2 separate regions of the Homo sapiens genome follow, and region 2 is linked to region 1. Evidence: read pairs that join two places in POLR2A ChIA-PET (ENCODE). Cell type or tissue: endothelial cell of umbilical vein. All regions are shown on one strand.

Region 1 (8,000 bases):
AAATATCAAATGTAACTATACTTCTCTAGTGCTTCTGTCCAAATAAAGTAAGCATGCATATATTTGTGTATGAGTAGCCTGCCATTCAGCACACTAAGACATGCCCTTCCTGGGCTTCAGCTATTCCAAAAGGTGTGGAGGATGTGAGAGGAAGGGTGCAAAATGAAACTCTGGATTAGGAGTGAAAATTATCATAGGATGTCTTTACTGGAGATGATTTCCCCACTCACTCTCTCAAAGATCTAATCAGGAACAAACATTTGCACGTTTTATGTTGCAAACAAGTTATTTGGTTTGTTGAGTGAAATCACGGTTATTTTCGTGCCTGTGTGATTTCAGGAATTCTGTTCTCCTGCTTTTGGAAAGCTGCTTCAGCTCACAGATCCCTGCCTCCTGTGAACACTGGAATGTGGGCTGTGTTGCTCTTCCGCAACCCAGCGCATGCATTGTTCACTTTCCCCATAGTCCTCCCTCATCTGGATGATGAACCCAGTTAGATCTCCATGGCCTGATACTCTCTAAATCCACCATGGCGGTTGTCCTACACAGAGTTGGCACACAGTGAATATAGCAGTGACTTCAGAAACCTGAAATACTAATATTTATCCTTTTCTGTTTGACTTATTTCACTTGGTATAGTATTTTCAAGACCTATCCATATCAGAAGTTCATTTCTTTTTATGACTAATGAGATGGTCTGTTCTAATTCCCTTTTATTTCATTCTCTCTCCTTTTAATACACTTGAACTTCCAACCTGGTCATGAAATCCTTTAAGTATTTTTCAATCTACTGGTATTTTTATATTTAAGTTATTTAAATACAACTTAAGTGTGAAGAGACTCTTAGGAAGGTATTTATTTTCAGTTATACTTCAGGGATGAGTGAAATAATGTTATAAAGGACAGAGCCTGGTTTTTATATATGGCCTGTGTAATCTGTCTTGATGCTTTGTAAGCCAAACCAGATACTTAAGTTATTATTGCTTTTTACATTTCAAAGGCCTACAGACTACCATTGGCCTAAATATAAAATAATAATTTCTGTCTGTAGAGCTGTACACCCTGTAGTCGAAAAGAAAGCCCTTCCTTCCTCATTTCTTAATGACAGCCTATAATCATCTCTGAGCAATTTTTAAGATTTTTTCTAAACCACCATTTCCGTCATTATGTCAGCTGGGGAAGAGCCTCTTCTTCTATCAATAGAATGGTTCTCATTCCTTCCCAAGTCCAACCACCCACCTTGTGAGAAGGGGTCATTGTAAATCTCAGCCAACTTTCTTTTTCAACAATGATGTTAGGAGAAATGTCAGATGATAAAATCAGTTAATCACCAAATATTTACTGAGGACTTGGGAAAAGTTTTGGGGAGCCATTGGAGAGAATATGACTGAACCACTGTAAGTTCTACCCAAACTGTGTTTCCTCATTCACTTCCAGCCTAGGCTTGAAGGAACAAGAGACCAGGGGTGGATCCAGGTTCCTGTCCCGCTGGGACATGGCCCATTTCCTTTGTTAGGCCTGGGAGCAGTTTGAGGAAGCCTGGTTAGGCATCTGTCAATCCCAACTGAAGTCACTTTTTATATGGGGTGAGGAATTTTTAACCTCACCCCATATAAGGCCTAGCAACTTCAGGCATGAGTAAAATAAAGACAGAGAAATTGCACATCACAACTTAATGTTTGTTGTGTTTATGTACTGAAAGTATTTTATGTTTGTAAACTCAAAATTAACCCATTTTATAAATAATGGCAATGACTATAATGCTTTAAAATAATTTACTGTATCTGTCACTCTTTTCTGATGGAATTTAATAGACTCTTGTACTCTTAGTTTACTTCAGATCAACAATACAACTCTTTTCCCAGATTTCTTCATAATTAACTATGTAATTATCATTTGATAAAAGCCTCTTATTTTAATTAGAATAATATGATCATGGGCTGATGATTCAATAAATATTCACTGAGCAGCTGCTATGTGGAAAACTAATGGCATGCTGGAAAGAAAAGAATTTTTCCTAAGGCTTGTCCTTGACCTCAAAAAAAGCATATGTGATCTAGAGAAGACAAATTTAAAGAAATGCTGCAAGTATAATATGAATAGGCAGAATTAAATAATTACTAAATGAATATCAGAGGGAAAAAAATGCTAATTTTAAGGGAGAGTATAGAGTAAGCAGAATTTGAATGGAGCCTTCCAAACCATTGAGGATACTTTCAACTCTGAAATTTAGGCCAAGAGAAAGTAAGTACTTGCTTTTGTCACACTTTCAGTCTCTTTTAACTCATGAAGTTTCTACTAAGTCAAACTGAAATTAATTAGTTACACTGTCAGAGCGAGTGCATTGGTGATTTCTCTGTGTAGAAAACAGTAGAAAGGCCATCCAAGGGCAGGCGTTAGCATAAGCAAAGGCACAGAGGAATGAAAGCAAATGACATTTGGGGGAATGTTGAGATGTCCATATGGCTGAAGTTCCAGGTCAGAACATAGAAGGCCTTAAATGTCAAGATAAGGAGCTTGGATTTAATATGTAGACCTCAGGGAACTGTTCCTGCGGTTGGATCACTTGAGGTCAGGAGTTCGAAACCAGCCTGGCCAACGTAGTGAAACACCATCTCTACTAAAAATACAAAAATTAGCCGGGTGTGGTGGTGCACACCTGTAGTCCCAGCTACTCGGGAGGCTGAGACAGGAGAATCACTTGAACCTGGGAGGCGGAGGTTGCAGTGAGCCAAGATCACGCCACTGCACTCCAGCCTGGGTGACAGAGCAGGACTCTGTCTCAAAAAATTAACAAACAAACAAACAAAAAACCTATGTGTGACTTATTTGGTGTCTCTCTGCTTCCTGGAAGTCGCTTCTCAACTTTTGGCTTCTCTCTCTGATCATTCTAACTCTGGGACTTGGAAGCTCTTGTGTCAGCAAACAAAATCCACAGCAGCTTCCTTCTACCCTTTGAATGATCAGCCAGTGATTCAAATTGCCCTTGGAATAATCTCTGAATTCCCTGGGATAGACTCTGAGGTCCTGCATCAGTAACCACCCTCTCTTTGGTCACACTGGAGCACAGCTCCGTGGTTCAGGCTAACCACTCCCCCATGTGTTTCGTCTCTCCTGGCCTGGCTCTGTTCTCCAACACTTGGCTGCTTTCTCACCCGCTCTAAGCACATCCTCACCCATCACCTCCTTCCAGAGCCAGCTCGATACCCAGCCCTTGGGAAAGCATATATGGCCCATGTTGTTATGTTCATAAATCATGCACCAATCATGCATAAATCATACATAAATCTTTGCACAAGGCTATGAGAGGAATGCACAGTCATGAGTGGCCCAGGTCAGGAGGCAGGGACCTCATGACTACCTCGAGAGGCAGAGCAAAATGGCAAAAGATGCAAACAGCGCTTCAAGAGAATGGAAGCTGTGTCGCGTGATAGTTTAGAAGTCATTCCCAGCCAAGTCGGTACAGGCTTTGTGTATAGTTATTGCTTCCCTCATCTTCATCTTTGTATATGCTTCTGGGAGTTTACATGGGAGGCTTTGAATCCTTGACTGTGATCCATTCAAAGACAGGCAGCATGGATCTAGTTTATAAGAACCTTTGCCAATGAACATGGCAGAATTTTCTGTTTTATGTCTGCCATTAGTTGTTAGGTGGGGACTGTCCCTGTCCTGGCATGCAGGACTCTGCTACCGGAAATTATTATAGCATACAGAGTAAGAGTTCCAGTCCCAGACTTAGACTGTCTAGGTTCAAATGCCAGTTTCACTCCTTACTAGTTGTGTGAATTTGAAAATTATTTCATCTCTCAGTGCCTCATTTTTCTCAAGTAGGGATGATAGTAATATCTGCCTTTTAGAATTGTTGTGAGCTTTCAATGAATTAATTTAAAGAGAAAATGTTTCAAATAGTGCCTGGCTGGGCACGGCGGCTCACAGCTATAATCCCAGCACTTTGGGAGGCCGAGGTGGCTGGATCACCTGAGATCCGGAGTTGGAGACCAGCCTTGTCAACATGGTGAAACCCCGTCTCTACTAAAAATACAAAAATTAGCCCAGTGTGGGGGTGGGCGCCTGTAATCCCAGCTACTTGGGAGGATGAGGCGGGAGAATTGCTTGAACCTGGGAGGCAAAGGTTGCAGTGAGCTGAGATGGTACCATTGTACTCCAGCCTGGGCAACAGTGAGACTCTGTCTCAAAAAAAAAAAAAATAAAAATAAAAAATAAAATAGTGCCTGGCACATAGTAAGTACTCAAAAAATGTTAGCTATAATGATTTATATTATTAAGTAGTCCTCATGACTGTGTGATTACCATCTTTTTAAGTGTTTTCTAGTCAATTCCTAGTAACTGGAGCTGTAGTTCTTAGTAGCTGGAGTTATCAACATATCTGCCTTCTGTGCTAGTAAATTTTTATACATCTAAAGTTTTAAAACCTCTGCATAAACATTCCCCCTGGAAAACTAGAATCAATGGTATTTTATTATTCCTACATTGACATTTTAATAGCCAAGAATGGCTTTTAAAAGAATTAGGAAGACACATGGCATCTGTCAGTCTTGATATCATAGTTCCTGTTATGTTTCTGTTTCCATGTGAACCCTGTTTTTTCAAAAGTTTGTAAGTCTTTTGCTCCATGGTGAGATTCAGCAACAAGTTTCTATTCCAAAGAACAATATTTGTCCTACTTAAACCTACTCTGATTTCCATTTTCTTTGCTCAATGGTTTGTGCTTCTAGAACTTGAGTTCTGTTTGATGTTTTTGCAAATACAATTTTTCATATTTGGTAATTTTGAAAAACTTAAAAGCTCCAAGTCTAGCACGTTGTCCTTTGATTTTTAGGTAGTGAGCTGCTTAATTTGGTTTTAATTTAAGATAAGGGTTTAGAAAATATTAGGAATTCACTAGAAATATATCTCTGTTCTACAAACTAGGATCCTAGGCTGTATTGGGTGTTTCTTCCTTATAGAGAAAAGAGCTGATTCTACTTTCCTTGAAAATTTAAAGTATAGGGCAGTGGTTAAGAACACTAAAATCCTGGCTCTTCTACTTAACATTTGTGTGATCTTGGACTTGTGTAGCTTGCCTAAGCCTCGAATTACCCATCTTTCAAACGGGAACAATGGAATTCTCCTGAGGACTGGATGAGACCATGTATGTCAGTTGCTTGCAGCAGTGCCTAACAAATATGCACACCAAAAAAGTCAAAAGAAAAACAAACAACAAACAAAAAAGCCATGCACACCCAAATGGACATTATTATTGTTTCACAGAGGTCTGACTCCAGAGTTTCTCTCATGAGCTGTATTTCTGGTTGCTGATATTTTCTTGTAACAAGATGGGCCCTCCTTGAATGGAGGAGGATTTTGTGTCGTAAATAGCTGTGAAATGACTAAGTAGATGTTGTTAAGTCATACTCGTCAGGAAGAAAGGGCAGGAAAATATAAAAATAATTCAGACCTAGAATCTTTACCTTAAAAATGTTAATTTTTTACTTTCTTGGCCACTTTCACAACAAGTCAAATGAAATGGAGATATTCTTTATAGAAGTTACATGGAGGGGGCAGAAGACTGGTATCCAAAACCCTAGCTCTATATCAATGTTGTAATGAGGAAGAATTCAGATCAAAGAGACTATTTTAGGATGTCTTCCCTCTGTCAATAGTTCTTAAAGTCCACATATCCTTTAAATGATTTATTTGACAGCTTAGGTTGAAAGTCCCTGGGAAGCCTGGCAGAGGAACTCGTCCTTAGGCCAGGAGACCCAGGGTAGAGCTGCAGCCAGGGAGAAGCAGAGGGCTCTTTGAGCGACGTCTGCTTCCCCCTCTCCCTGAAGCCCAAAGCCACTTCAGGGCCTGCAGCGATGGCAGCCTGCCAGCTTCAGAAGAAAATCTGCAGTTTTCCATTTGAAATTAGAGGATGACACTTAGACATTTGATCATCTTGCATTAAACACTGTGAATATCTCATTACACACACACACGGCACGCACGCACTTTCTCCCTTCTTCAAGAATGCATTAGCATTGGTTCTGGTGGTCTGTTCTTCTTCAGCCCCGTTAATCTGACTTTGTGGGTGTGTTTCATAACAACAGCAGCTCCATGCAAACTGCACAAAAGGAATCTTCAACCAACCAGAAGTTGGAAATGAATAATTGGCTCATGAGCATAATTTTACAAGTGATTTTTTTTAAAGTCTAGAGATACCAAAAATTATTTGTGAGAGGGAAAATGTCTCAAGGTAAGTATATTTTAAAAGTATTCCCGTGTGCATGAGACTGAATCCCCTGGTGGTGGTATGGTGGCTTTAGAAATCAAACTATAGGGCCGGGCGCAGTGGCTTATGCCTGTAATCACAGCACTTTGGGAGGCCAAGGCAGGTGGATCACTTGAGGCCAGGAGTTCAAGACCAGCCTGGCCAACATGGTGAAACCCCATCTCTACTAAAAATACAAAAACAGTGGCATACGCCTGTAGTCCCAGCTACTTGGGAGGCTGAGGCACGAGAATTGCCTGAACCTGGGAGGCAGAGGTTGCGGTGAGCCAAGATGGTACCACTGCACTCCAGCCTGGGCAACAGAGTGAGACTCTGTCTAAAGAAAAAAAAAAAGAAGAAGAAGAAGAAGTACTTTTAAATACATGAATGCTTCTGAGCATTTTAAAATTTCCCCAGGAGATAAAATAGAATATATGTGATGATTTGATTCTGAAAGAGTAGAACCATTACAAACAATTTGTAAATTCTCAACCTTTAAGAAGGTGGATAAAATGGTAAAGTTTCCACTGCTGAGTGCTACCAAAGAGCATGTCATGTTGTAGGCAATGGAGAGAGCAGTGAGCTTGGACTCAGTCCTGTGCCTAGGAAGACTATCTTAGCTCTTGAAGCTTCCTTGGAATTTTTGCAAGGTCGTGGAGCTTAAGGCACTAGCCTTAAAGAAGCGAACCCTGAGTGGGGGAGATTTAAGGACAGGCAACTGGGAAGTAAGTCGGGTGCCTGGGAATTGGGCAAGTGGTCCTGGTGTGGTCCTGAACAAGCTTCTCCTAATTGAGAATCTCGCTGAGGGCCGGCCCTGGGAGGGGAGCCCAAACCAGAAGTTTGGTTGGTCATTCAGAATTCAGATGGTCCCAGCAGGGGCATCAGCTTTTTGTGTACAACTGGAAGAGAGTTTGGCTTCTCCATGTATTGAGACATCTGTTTACTCTGGCCAGCCTCCTGCTGGAAGATTGACACAGACAGTCCCATGCTGTGCAAAGGGAAGATGCTGTGTTTTGTTTCCTAATACCAGAGCAGCTTTCTTACAGTGAGGAATCACAAATGTCCCCACATCACTACCTGCTTAAGAAAGTGATTCTGGTCCTCTTTGATAGATCCTGAAGAATCTGCTTAAGAGTTTCTGAAGACATTTTGTTATTCTGGCAGTGGTGTTTTTTTTTTTTTGTTGTTGGGTTTTTTTTTGTTTGTTTTTAAAGAATGTTATGGATAAAGACCAAATGTTGGCTAATGCATCAAACAAGTAGATCAGTTGTAAAGTATGGGTTGAAATGCTTGGGACCACAAGTGTTTTGGGTTTCAGATTTTTTTGGATTTGGGAATATTTGCTTTACATAATGAGATATTTGGGGGATGGGACCCAAGTCTAACCATGAAATTCATTTAGGTTTCCTATATACCTCATTCATGTAGCCTGAAGGTAATTTTATACATATTTTAAATTTGTGCATGAAACAAACTTTTTGTTAAGTACTTACATGTAGTGTTTCCTATGTGTGCAGTTACCCACTTGGGAGTCATGTAGATGCTCAAAAAATTATGGATTTTGGAGCATTTTGGATTTTGGACTTTTGGATTAGGGACGCTCAAGCGGTACCTCAGGTTATATCAATTTTGAAAGATACCAATGTTGATCACGTTATGACAATTTTGTTAGTTAAGGAAGTTGTTAGCATATAAAGGGTTTGACTACCTAACCTGATTGCGTGTGTATACAATACTATATATACAC
Region 2 (8,000 bases), 660 kb after region 1:
TATGCCAATAGATGGCAAATTTGTTACATAAGGAATCGGGAGCAAATAATTAATGCCTTCGTGTAGAACCTTCAGTTGAGGAAAATAACTATCAACTAGATTCAAAGATCTAGGATAGTTTCATGGTTTTTGGTGATTGAAATGCCATTTAGTCTTATCGATGTTATGAAAAGAACGACTTCGTTTTACCTCCTAATGTGACTGCTTTAGAATAAAATAAAACGGCATGTGTGTGTGCACATGTGCGTGTTTGACCCAAAGGCATAAGAAATACATTGTGTTCACTCAACTATCTTGTTGAGTTTTTTTAAAAATAACTAGTGCTCCAATGGCTGGGCGTGGTGCCTCACGACTCCGTCTCAAAAAAAAAAAACAAACAAAAAAAACTAGTGCCCCCAAATGGGCTAATATTAAACTGCCTGAAATATAGCTGATGATAGCTCTTTCAGAAAAAATGGATTTTTTTTCCCCTAGCAGTAGTAACAAGTATTTTTAAAAATTTTCCAGCGCATATAATGACCGACCCTCACTGTGTTAGTTACTTGCAGTTGCTAGTAACTCCCCATCTTTGTGGTTTTTGTTTTGTTTTGTTTTGTTTTCTTGAGACGGAGTCTCGCTCTGTCATCCAGGCTGGAATGCAGTGGCGCGATCTCGGCTCACTGCAAGCTCCGCCTCCCAGGTTCACGCCATTCTCCTGCCTCAGCCTCCCGAGTAGCTGGGACTACAGGTGCCCGCCACCATACCCAGCTAATTTTTTGTATTTTTAGTAGAGATGGGTTTTCACCGTGTTAGCCAGGAGGTCTCGATCTCCTGACCTCGTGATCCGCCCGCCTTGGCCTCCCAAAGTGCTGGGATTACAGGTGTGAGCCACCACGCCCAGCCCTATCTTTGTTTTGTTTTTTGAGAGAGCCTTGCTGTGTCACCCAGGCTGGAATGCCGTGGTGCAATCATGGATTGCTGCAACCTTGACTTCCTGGGCTAAAGCAAATCGCCTGCCTCTGCCTCTGTCTCCTGAATAGCTGCTGGGACCACAGGCACATGTCATTACTCCGAGCTAATTGTTAAATTTTTTTGCAGACAGGGGTCTTGCTATGTTGCCCAGGCTGGTCTCAAACTCCTGGCCTCAAGAAATCCTCCTGCCTCACCCTCCCAAAGTGCTAGGATTACAGTCGTGAGCCACTGTGCTCAACCCATCTTCGTTTTCTTTTGTTTTGTTTTGTTTTTGAGACAGAGTCTCACTCTGTCACCCCGACTGGAGTGCAGTGGCGCAATCTCAGCTCACTGCAACCTCAGTCTCCCAGGTTCAAGCGATCCTCCTGCCTCAGCCTCCTGAGTAGCTGGGATTACAGATAACACACCACCATGCCCAGCTTAGTTTTGTATTTTTAGTAGAGACGGAGTTTCCCCCAGGATGGTCTTGAACTCCTGACCTCAAGTGATCTGCCCGCCTCGGCCTCCTAAAGTGCTGGGATTACAGGCATGAGCCACCGCACCCAGCCCTATCTTTGTTTTTTGTTTGTTTGTTTGTTTTTGAGACAGAATCTCGCTCTGTCGCCAGGCTGGAGTGCAGTGGCACAATCTCAGCTTACTGCAACCTCCACCTCCTGGGTTCAAGCGATTCTCCTGCCTCAGCCTCCCGAATAGCAGGGACTATAGGTGCATGCCACCATGCCCAGCTTATTTTTGTATTTTTAGTGGAGACAGGGTTTCAACATGTTGGCCAGGATGGTCTCGATCTCTTTACCTCATGATCTGCCCTCCTCAGCTTCACAAAGTGCTGGGATTACAGGCATGAGGCACCGCGCCCGGCCCCATCTTTGTTTTTTTAATGGAGTTAAACTATGGTATTATTAGGTCACTTTGACAACTATCCTGTTGTTAATAAATGAGAGAGAAAAAGGAGATTTTATTTACGCTGATTCTTCCTCCTCCTACAGTTAAACTCATTGTCTGTTTGGAAGACCAGAATGTGAAGACAAGTAGTAGAAGAAAATGAATGCTGCTGCTGAGACTGAAGACCAGTATTTCAGAACTTTGAGAATTGGAGAGCAGGCACATCAACTGATCTCATTTCTAGAGAGCCCCTGACAATCCTGAGGCTTCATCAGGAGCTAGAGCCATTTAACATTTCCTCTTTCCAAGACCAACCTACAATTTTCCCTTGATAACCATATAAATTCTGATTTAAGGTCCTAAATTCTTAACCTGGAACTGGAGTTGGCAATACCTAGTTCTGCTTCTGAAACTGGAGTATCATTCTTTACATATTTATATGTATGTTTTAAGTAGTCCTCCTGTATCTATTGTATATTTTTTTCTTAATGTTTAAGGAAATGTGCAGGATACTACATGCTTTTTGTATCACACAGTATATGATGGGGCATGTGCCATAGTGCAGGCTTGGGGAGCTTTAAGCCTCAGTTATATAACCCACGAAAAACAGAGCCTCCTAGATGTAACATTCCTGATCAAGGTACAATTCTTTAAAATTCACTAATGATTGAGGTCCATATTTAGTGGTACTCTGAAATTGGTCACTTTCCTATTACACGGAGTGTGCTAAAACTAAAAAGCATTTTGAAACATACAGAATGTTCTATTGTCATTGGGAAATTTTTCTTTCTAACCCAGTGGAGGTTAGAAAGAAGTTATATTCTGGTAGCAAATTAACTTTACATCCTTTTTCCTACTTGTTATGGTTGTTTGGACCGATAAGTGTGCTTAATCCTGAGGCAAAGTAGTGAATATGTTTTATATGTTATGAAGAAAAGAATTGTTGTAAGTTTTTGATTCTACTCTTATATGCTGGACTGCATTCACACATGGCATGAAATAAGTCAGGTTCTTTACAAATGGTATTTTGATAGATACTGGATTGTGTTTGTGCCATATTTGTGCCATTCTTTTAAGAACAATGTTGCAACACATTCATTTGGATAAGTTGTGATTTGACGACTGATTTAAATAAAATATTTGCTTCACTTAGATTTGCTGGTTTTATTAGATACCAGGAAGCCTGGGACATATGTGTACCACATTAGAATTCTAAAGATAATGATTGATAAGCTAGAACTTTCTGATGTAGTCATTACATGAAACCCCTTGTCACTGGTTTGTGTGTTCAGAGGAAGCCATGGCCGAGATAGCTTTCCTGAAATAAACCAGTAGCTTTTCAGATTGACGTTCTTGCTACAATTGTACCATCTGGTAATTCCTGAAAATGTCAATTTTTTTGTGTTAATATTTTTGGTTTCAAACAATAACAAATGTCTCTAGAAAGAAATTTTAAGAAAGCTTAATTAATAGTAAAAATGCCTTTCCTGAAATAATCTTGGAAAATTTTTTAAATGTCAAAATGATGAGTCATGCTAATACATTGAGGGTTTGTTTTTTTGTTTGTTTGTTTGTTTGTTTTTGAGACAGAGTTTCGCTCTTGTTGCCCAGGCTGGAGTGCAATGGCACGATCTCAGCTCACCGCAACCTCCACCTCCCGGATTCCAGCGATTCTCCTGCCTCAGCCTACATTAAGGGTTTTGTCAGACAATTGTCACACGAAGAATAGTGTCACTTATCTACTCTTGACACACAGAACTGGCCTGGCATATAGCTTTCCAGATTTTACTCAAACTTGGTACTCCAGTTTGAAAATTTAAATTTTGACTGCTGATTAGCTGGAAAGCCTAGTTTTAATGGAAAGAAAGTTTGCTTTTAAAACTGAAAGTAGTTTCTTTTTGCTAACAAATCTAACTTCATACATAATTGGCCATATTAGTAAAACACCTCATGATAGCAGTGTATATATAGTCTTGTTTGTAGTTGGAAGTCATCTTTTAGGAGTTATTCTCAAATATATATAATAGCTACCCATGCATCATTATTAAAATCCCCAAATTCAAAAAACCTCTGATATATATATATAATTTTTTTTTTTTTTTTTTTTTGGCCAACTGAGATTGAAATCCAAGTGCTGGTTTCTAGTTCTGAACATCAACTAAAGAGTTTTGGAAATGACAGCAATTTATAACAAGTTCATATTGACTTCCTCTCTATGGCAGGAAGACATTCTGTGCTGTTTTGAACAGATTAAAGATTTGTGTAGTTTGTGGGAAATTGACGTTTTTGTTTAAATTCCACCCGCGTTTGTCTTTTCCTACCACCTGTGGCCAGGTGCTCGCTGGCCATCACAGTTGCGATTCCATGAGTAGCTGCTTTATGACTGCTTTTTGTACTATCTGGATGTGCCCAGAGTTACTTCTGTACAAGCTCTGTATCTATGTCCGTTGAGAACATTATTTTAACAAGAAGAACACCAACAGTAGCATGAAATATAATACTGTTTTATAATTCTAAAGCTGCTGTTAATTTATGAAGTACATAATAATCTAATGTAAACTGCAGAAGTCAGAGCAAGTGCCTACATTTTGTTATTTTTGGCATTACTACAGAGCCATGTACAATAGAAAGCAATGCAAGACTTGTAAACTCTCACCACTTCTTGTAATATCAAATGTTCCCCCTCAGGTTATTTTGCTTATGGTACCCATGAGTTGCCTCTCTCTGTACATAGATAAATTGTTCCAATATTTTCCTTTGATGTTTGGAACTACAGATAGTCAAGGGCTGGAAATTTTAGTTTTCAATATAAGCTTCCAGCTTAGCAATTACCTCTAGTCGAAGACAATATTTGATTCCTAGTTCTGTTTGGGGCAAATTTTCATTTATCTAAATAAAATGCAATCTAATTAAATGCCATGGATTTTCTTTCTGTAATTTCACTGTGATTCAGTTTCCATTGCTTTTCTCTTGTCTGTTGTGATATTCGTCATACATTTAAGCTCTGCTTTTAACTACTTAGCACCCTTTGTTCATAGAGCATCATGAGAGTTTGGAATGAATGTATCTAGGATAGGCGTGAGTCCACAAAGATCTCTATTCATGATCATAACCTTTTTGGGTCCTGGGCTCCTTTAATTAGAATCTCATTAAGCTTCTAGCTGACCTCGGACTCCCCAATATAAAGTTTTATGTACAGTTTTTGGATAGTCACACAAACCTTCTCTGAAATGCCAACCAATAACCAGAACCAGAGTTAGAACCTCTTTCTCCAACCCTGTAAGAAAGGAAATGGACGCAGTCCAAGGATTCCCAGATAGTAGCAGAGCTCGGAACCGGAACACAAAATCAGTGTCACATAAATTCAAATCTACATGACTATTTCTTTTAAACATTTATTTGTATTTTGATTTCATATTTTGTAGAGATGGGGTCTGGCTCTGTCACACAGGCCGGAAGGCAGTGATGCCATCAGAGCTCAGTGTAACCTTGAACCCCTGGACTCAAGGGATCCTCCCATCTCCTGAGTAGCTGGGACTACAGGCATGTGCCACCATGAGATGGGGTCTTGCCATGTTGCCCAGGCTGGTCTCAAACTCCTGGGCTAAAACAATTCTGTCTCGGCCCCCCAAAGTGTATTCTATTTTTTTTTGTTTTGAAATCCTAGTCAAGAATAGAGAATTATATACATCCATGTTTAATAGAGATGGGGTTTTGGTATGTTGCTTGGGCTGGTCTCAAAATCCTGGACTCAAGCAATCCACCCACCTCAGCCTCCCAGAGTGCTCAGATAACAGGCATGCGCCACCACACCTGGCCCTATTCTTTTTTAAATGAAAGTCATACAAATTTTATTAATGTGTACCTGGGAGCCTTCAGAATGAAGACCCAAAAATGCAGGGGAAATTGTCCATTTTAATATAGGTTCAACAAAGTATGGACGTGGAGAAATATGACTGGACAAAAGGGATATGATCTAATGCTAACAGACTGAGTGGGGAAACACAGCAAGGCCTGTCTGTCTAGATTCTTCTTGGTCTCTCTGAGCACGCATTCCTTCCTTCCGGGCATGGGGCATGGGGCAGGACGCTCTCTGGAATCAGAGACTTGTGACTTCAGTTAAACAACATGACCATTTTTTTCTTTTTCTTTTTCTCTTTTTTTTTTGAGACAGAGTCTCACTCCATCACCCAGGCTAGAGTGCAGTAGTGCAATTGAGGCTCACTGCAACCTCCGCCTCCCAGGTTCAAGCAATTCTCATGCCTCAGCCTCCTGAGTAGCTGGGACTGTAGGTGCCCACCACTATGCCCAGCTAATTTTTGCATTTTTAGTAGAGACGGAGTTTTTCCATGTTAGCCAAGCTAGTCTTGAACTGGCATCAACTGATCACCCGCCACAGCCTCCCAAAGTGCTGGAATTAGAGGCATGAGCCACTGTGCCCGGCCATGACTATTCATTTCTTTTTTTTTTTTTTTCAAGACGGAGTCTTACTCTGTCACCCAGGCTGGAGTGCAGTGGTGCGATCTCGGCTCACTGCAACCTCCGCCTACCGGGTTCATGCCATTCTCCTGCCTCAGCCTCCCGAGTAGCTGGGACTACAGGCGCCTGCCACCATGCCTGGCTAATTTTTTTATTTTTAGTAGAGACGGGGTTTCACCGTGTTAGCCAGGATGATCTTGATCTCCTGACCTTGTGATCCACCCGCCTTGGCCTCCCAGAGTGCTGGGATTACAGGCGTGAGCCACCGTGCCTGGCCGACTATTCATTTCTAATGAGATTCTGGAAATGGATCTGCTGGTCACAGACAACCTGGTATAACTTTGATACAAATGCGAGCTTCTCCTAACAGATTGCTTATTGTCTCCAACCTATATAATTGGAATTAGGAAAACAAGCTGAGCCCTTCTTTTAATATGAGAAAGCTGAGACTTTGAAGTGATAACACAGGTTGGGCTAAGCTAACCAGGATCTGAAGATAGCATGGTGGTGAAAATCATCATGATTTATTTATTTGAGAAAGGGTCTCACTCTATCACCCAGGCTGGAGTGCAGTCATGCAATCGTGGCTCACTGCAGCCTCAACCTCCTTGGCTCAAGCAATCCTCCCACCTCAGCCTCTACAACACCCACAGGTGTGCCCCACCATGCCCAGATAATTTTTTATATTTTGTAAAGACGGGGTCTCCCTATGTTGCTTAGGCTAGTGGTCTCCAACTCCTGGACTCTAGCCATCCTCCTGCCTTAGGCTCCCAAAGTGTTGGGATTACAGGTGTGAGACATCTTTACTGTAGTATTCTACAGTTATGAGTGAGGTCTTCTTGCAACTGTGCATATTCTTCTTCTATCACCTGTCGACATTAAAAGTTTTAACAGGAGAAGGGTAGTTTAACATGTAACCTTCAAGAGAGGCTTCACTGAGTATAACACCTATGTTTAGAGACCAGAGGTAGAATAACAATACCTAAATGATGAAATGAGGACCTAAGTCTAATGTGCCCACAAAAGAATATTGAGTACTAAAGCCCAGTGCTTAGTCTTAACCCTGTGTTTTTTTATTTGTTTTAATAATCTCAAATAACTAGGTATAATTAATGAACAAAGAGGCAATACTCTAAATAAGGCTAATTTTAAAACCACATTGTGCTTGATTCTACTTATCCCTGTGACCCTCAGGGGCTTACCTAATTCTTGGAAAAGTAGATGGAATTGCCTCTAGAATCTGAAATCTAAACATAACTAGGGTCCTTCTTAAAGACTATAGAAATAATACTGCAGAGATGGCCAGGGGGCCATTTCAAGATATGAGATTTATCCTACAAAGTCATTGAAATAGTTTGGCAGGGAAAAGATGCAATCCTCTTACCGTAGTGATCCGCAGTGTTGGGCTAGTGAAAGGTCCCACTCTCCACCCTGGTTTGTGCTGCCACGTGTCTGGTTACCACAACGGCTAGGATGTTACGGTATGTAATGAGTTACGGCCACAGATGTTTGACATCCTGCATGGCACAGAAAAACCCTGCATAAGACAGATGTTTCTACCTAAAATGTCAGTGGCATCTATCTTGCAGAGAATTGAGGCCTGGAGGTTGAGAGGAGGTCAGTTTACATGCTGTTAGAATAATCCAGGCAAGCTGGGTGTGGTGGGATGCAGCTGTAGTCCCAGGTAG

What was found. ChIA-PET counts read pairs that join two places held together with the same protein. Peaks named below come from ENCODE experiments on the same cell type or tissue, not always from the same donor. Only the 100,000 strongest peaks of a DNase experiment are listed, where the experiment ranks them.
Region 2: POLR2A ChIA-PET joins it to region 1 with 6 read pairs; 1 of 35 experiments calls an interaction of 5 or more read pairs at or near these places.

The regions. Positions count from the first base shown.
Region 1 is chr6:150,690,504-150,698,503 of GRCh38, forward strand. The region is part of intron 2 of PLEKHG1 (pleckstrin homology and RhoGEF domain containing G1); the gene reads left to right. Among named protein-coding and RNA genes, the nearest start is that of PLEKHG1, 95 kb to the left of the region's middle. In endothelial cell of umbilical vein, no CTCF peak of the experiment used is centred here; a DNase peak (open chromatin) is centred at 4,548.
Region 2 is chr6:151,353,790-151,361,789 of GRCh38, forward strand. It overlaps AKAP12 (A-kinase anchoring protein 12), which reads left to right. Exons shown (of 5, transcript NM_005100.4): 5 at 1,938-4,770. Among named protein-coding and RNA genes, the nearest start is that of ZBTB2, 34 kb to the right of the region's middle. RefSeq lists an enhancer at 999-1,500. In endothelial cell of umbilical vein, no CTCF peak of the experiment used is centred here; a DNase peak (open chromatin) is centred at 4,392; H3K27ac peaks cover 265 bases.